2 separate regions of the Homo sapiens genome follow, and region 2 is linked to region 1. Evidence: read pairs that join two places in POLR2A ChIA-PET (ENCODE). Cell type or tissue: PC-3. All regions are shown on one strand.

Region 1 (2,500 bases):
GTAGGACATAGCTTAGTTAACTTTGAACTTTGTGTGTGTGTGTGTGTGTGTGTGTGTGTGTGTGTGTATGTGTGAGAGAGAGATTCTTGTTAATAACTTCACCATTCCACCTTTTTAAAAATGGACTATTTAAGGGACTTTATTCTGATCTTACTTGTATTTTTCTTTCCATAGGATGGATAGAATGACAGAAGATGCTCTTCGCTTGAATCTGTTGAAGCGGAGCTTGGACCCAGCAGATGAGCGAGATGATGTCCTGGCAAAGCGACTCAAAATGGAGGGGCATGAGGCCATGGAACGTCTGAAAATGTTGGCATTGCTCAAAAGGAAGGATTTGGCAAATCTTGAGGTGCCACATGAGTTACCCACCAAACAGGATGGCAGTGGTGTCAAGGGCTATGAAGAAAAACTTAACGGGAATCTCAGGCCTCATGGAGACAACAGGACTGCTGGAAGGCCAGGCAAAGAAAACATCAATGATGAGCCTGTGGATATGAGTGCTAGACGGAGGTATGGCTCAGTTCAGCTGCCTCCAGGGATAGGGTCGTCTCATAAAGCCTGTGAAAATGGAATGAATTCCAATGAGAGGAGGGTGTTTTTCATCCTAAAGATTCTTAAAAGAAGATATATCATCGAGTTTGACCATAAATTCATTTTATTTCCAAATGAAACCAGGTGCCTCAAAAACTGCTTAGCCTACAGAGAATCGTAGTTCTTACTCTTAAGAGAAAAAATGGTCATTTCTAGATAAAGGGGGCACTAGAGAGCTGATAGGCCAAATGGAAGTGAGTTAATATATACCTTCATTCTAATCTTCATGGCCGTCTTAGGAGGAGAAAAATAGTCTTTTTGTCAGATAATTCCAGGAGTTTTAGGATGTATTTATTGTGGAGTCCCAGCTTTTATTACATCCAAAAACATGGGCCTAGCTTTTCTTGTGTCAGAAAGCAAATTATCTTCATGTGGTAAGTCTCTGCATTCTTGCTGTATCTGTACCACTTCCCCCAGCTCCCCCATATACATATACATTCACTTGTACATGTATGTTACTCTCTCTTTCACTCACACATGCAACATGTTTTCCCAGGCCTTTTTTTCTGGTGTCTTTCAAGGTTGAGTACTTGAAACTGTAGAGCACACAGTAAGGAGAGGTACCTGGAACTGGCCAATGGTTGAGTCTCCCTGTGCAGTGAATCATAGTATAGATAACCCTAGTTGGGGTTTTTTTTTTCTTTTTGTTTTTTATGAGTTTTTTTGGTGCTTTTTTTTTTTTTTTTGAGGCAAGGTCTCGCTCTGTTGCCTAGGCTGGCGTGTAGTGAGTGGCCTGATACCCTGGATTCAAGCGATCTTCCCCCCTCAACCCCAACCCACACCCCACCCCCCTTGAGTAGCTGGGACTACAGGCACATCCCACCATGCCTGTCTAATTTTTGTATTTTTATAGAAACAGGTTTTTGCCATATTACCCAGGCTGGTCTCGAATTCCTGAGCTCAAGTGGTCCTCCCTCCTCAGCCTCCTAAAGTGCCGGATTATGGACATGCACCACAGCATCCAGCCAGTTTTTTTTTTTTTTTTTTTTTTAAGATAGGGTCTCACTTTGTCACACAGTCTTGAGTGCAGTAGCATGATCATAGCTCATTGTAACCACCAACTCCTGGGCTCAAGTTATCTTCGCGCCCTAGCCTCCCAAGTAGCTGGGACTACAGGTGTGCATCATCACACCCAGCTAATTTTTGAATACTTTTGTAGAGACAGAGTCTCACTATGTTGCCCAGGCTGGTCTCAAACTCTCAGCCTCAAGTGATCTTCCCACATTGGCCTCCCAAAGTGCTGGGACTACTGTTGTGAGCCACCACACCCAGCTTATAACCCAAGTTGTGTGTGTGTGTGTGTGATGGAGTTTCACTCTTTTTGCCCAGGCTGAGTGCAATGGTACGATCTAGGCTCACTGCACCCTCCACCTCCTGGGTTCAAGTGATTCTCTTGCCTCTCTACTCCCCTAAGTAGCTGAGATTACAGGCGCGTGCCTGCACACCCAGCTAGTTTTGTATTTTTAGTAGAGATGGGGTTTCACCATGGTAGCCCGGCTGGTCTCGAACTCCTGACCTCAGGTGATCTGCCCACCTCTGCCTCCCAAAGTGCTGGGATTATAGGCATGAGCCATCACACCCAGCCAACCCTAGCTTTTAAAACATTCAGTTTAGGCTGGGTGCGGTGGCTCACGCCTGTAATCCCAGCACTTTGAGAGGCCGAGGCGGGTGGATCATGAGGCGGGTGGATCACGAGGTCAGGAGATCGAGACCATCCTGGCTAACACCGTGAAACCCCGTCTCTACTAAAAATACAAAAAATTTGCCAGGCATGGTGGCAGGTGCCTGTAGTCCCCGCTACTTGGGAGGCTGAGGCAGGAGAATGGTGTGAACCCGGGAGGTGGAGGTTGCAGTGAGCCGCGATTGCTCCACTGCACTCCAGCCTGGGCGACAGAGCGAGACTTCGTCT
Region 2 (2,500 bases), 170 kb before region 1:
GTCTAGGAATTTAAGACCAGCCTGGGCAACACAGAGAGACTCCATCTCTACAAAAAAACTTTAAAATTAGCTGGGTGTGGTGGTGGCACACATCTAGTCCCAGCTACTAGGGAAGCTGAGGCAGGATTTCTTGAGACAGGGAATTCAAGGTGGCAGTAAGCCATGATTGTGCCACTGTACTCCAGTGATACTGTGTGTCTAAAAAAAAATTTTTTTGAGATGGAGTCCCATTGTCACCCAGGCTGGTGTGAAGTGGTGCAATCTTGGCTCACTGCAACCTCCATCGCCCAGTTTCAAGCGATTCTCCTGCCTCAGCCTCTCGAGTAGCTGGAATTACAGACACCCGCCACCACACCTGTCTAATTTTTTATTTTTAGTGGCATGTTGGCCAGGCTGGTCTTGAATGCCTGACCTCAGGTGGTCTGCCCACCTAGGCCTCCCAAAGTGCTGGGATTACAGGCGTGAGCCACCACACACAGCCTAAAAAAAAAAAAATTAACACAACACTATTGTCTACTCCATTTCCCCACTTTTTTTTTTTTTTCTGAGACAGAGTCTGGCTCTATCGCCCAGGCTGGAGTGCAGTGGCACGATCTCAGCTCACTACAAGCTCCGCCTCCCAGGTTCACACCATTCTCCTGCCTCAGCCTCCTGAGTAGCTGGGACTACAGGCACCCGCCAACACGCCCAGCTAATTTTTTATATTTTTAGTAGAGACGGGGTTTCACTGTGTTAGCCAGGATGGTCTCAATCTCCTGACCTCGTGATCCGCCCACCTCAGCCTCCCAAAATGCTGCGATTACAGGCGTGAGCCACCGTGCCCGGCCATTTTCCCCCTTTCAGCCAAAAGCTGAAAGTAACTCTAAAATGGGTTAAATTGGGATAAAAACTTCCTGTAATAGTGCCATTACTATTACTTATTTTTAAGAATTATTTTTAGCAATATTCTCATTCTAGAGTTGACTTTGCCTTTTAAGGCCTTCCTCAGATATGCCTTGTGACATTTCCTGTCCTTTTTCCAGCATACAATGCCTTCCTAAACAAGATACAAACAGTTCCAGTTGTGTATGTACCAACTCTAGGAACACCACAGCCAGGTAAAAAAGCCTCTGTCCTCATCTTTGAAAAGCTCAGATACACACGTTTAATTCACTCAACTTTTCCCTCTTCTTCTAGGTTTTTTTAACTCCACAAGTTCTCCCCCTCACTTCATGAGTCTACAACCTCCATTGGCCCAAAGTCGGCTGCAACATTGGTTATGGAGTATAAGGCACTAACCTCTGCTTGGACAAGTTTCTCTTAACTGCAGGGGAATGAAGATTTCTAGTCCTCGACAAGAAGCCTAACAGCAACTTCTACATTAAGTTTCCAGATAAGGCTTCTGAGAACTATAAATAAAGCATCCTAAGCTGTTTCTTAAAACTGGTATGTCAGACTGTATTGTAAAGAGTTAACTGTCGGCCGGGCGCGGTGGCTCACGCCTGTAATCCCAGCACTTAGGCAGGCGGATCACCAGGTTAGGAGTTTGAGACCAGCCTGACCAACATGGTGAAACCCCGTCTCTACTAAAAATACAAAAATTAGCCAGGCATGGTGGTACACACCTGTAATCCTAGCTACTCAGGAGGCTGAGGCAGGAGAATCACTTGAACCTGGGAGGCAGAGGTTGCAATGAGTCAAGATTGTGCCACTGCACTCCAGCCTGGGCAACAGAGCAAGATTCCATCTCTCTTATAAAAAAAAAAAAAAACACCAAACACAACACTTGAGATAGTATCACAGTTTAAAAAAAAAACAAATTTATCCAATGAGCCTAGGTGGTTAAAAATGCCCCCAAAGGGACTTTTAAAGTACTTGGCCACTTACGTGCCCCAAATGACTCTAATATTCTCCTCTTCCTGGTTGCCCCAGAATACTTGAGACAGGAACTTCCTAACACTTAAACAAGACAATAAACAGGATTTATCCAAAATGTGTTTATTGAGATGGTTTCCCACTCATCTTGACTCAGAGTGCTTTTAGTGCTGCTTCCTCCTGAAGGAACATCCTGGAGGAAAAAGATTCAGAGATTAGCTGTCATCAGTACAGGTATTCTGCCCACCTCTCCCAAAAAAGCAGATGCATGATGATCCACCCACAGAAAGCTACATCTTTTTTCTCAACTCTTAGCTACCTGCGCATTTGTATCACTGGTTACTTCCTATCAACTTAAGCCCTTTTATCACCCATTTATCCCCGCTTTAGACAGTAGTGCTTTGAGATTAATACATAGCTTTTGGTAGTATCTAGTTAAAACAACCAAATCCAACACTTCTTGTCTAAAAATTTACATTATAGATGATCCCTGTCACTGTTAAGACCGAAAAATCCTAAGAAATGTTTCCATTTCTAAAAATCAAACTCAAAGCCCCAAATCACATTAGTAAACCATTTACCTTCTGTAAGCCTTGCTTTTCCTCCTGTAGGCTGGCAGAGGACAGTGGAGCAGCCAACACACAAA

What was found. Peaks named below come from ENCODE experiments on the same cell type or tissue, not always from the same donor. Only the 100,000 strongest peaks of a DNase experiment are listed, where the experiment ranks them.
Region 2: POLR2A ChIA-PET joins it to region 1 with 7 read pairs; 15 of 35 experiments call an interaction of 5 or more read pairs at or near these places.

What each region holds. Positions count from the first base shown.
Region 1 is chr1:153,826,023-153,828,522 of GRCh38, reverse strand. It overlaps GATAD2B (GATA zinc finger domain containing 2B), which reads left to right. Exons shown (of 11, transcript NM_020699.4): 2 at 175-510. The coding sequence starts at 176. Among named protein-coding and RNA genes, the nearest start is that of SLC27A3, 52 kb to the right of the region's middle. In PC-3, a CTCF peak has its summit at 756; no DNase peak of the experiment used is centred here.
Region 2 is chr1:153,991,612-153,994,111 of GRCh38, reverse strand. RPS27 (ribosomal protein S27) reads right to left here. Exons shown (of 4, transcript NM_001030.6): 3 at 2,436-2,500; 4 at 1,957-2,047. The coding sequence ends at 2,019. NUP210L (nucleoporin 210 like) reads left to right here. Exons shown (of 40, transcript NM_207308.3): 39 at 1,023-1,097; 40 at 1,177-1,422. The coding sequence ends at 1,277. Among named protein-coding and RNA genes, the nearest start is that of RPS27, 2.1 kb to the right of the region's middle. RefSeq lists enhancers at 2,432-2,500, 2,426-2,500. In PC-3, no CTCF peak of the experiment used is centred here; no DNase peak of the experiment used is centred here; H3K4me3 peaks cover 1,384 bases.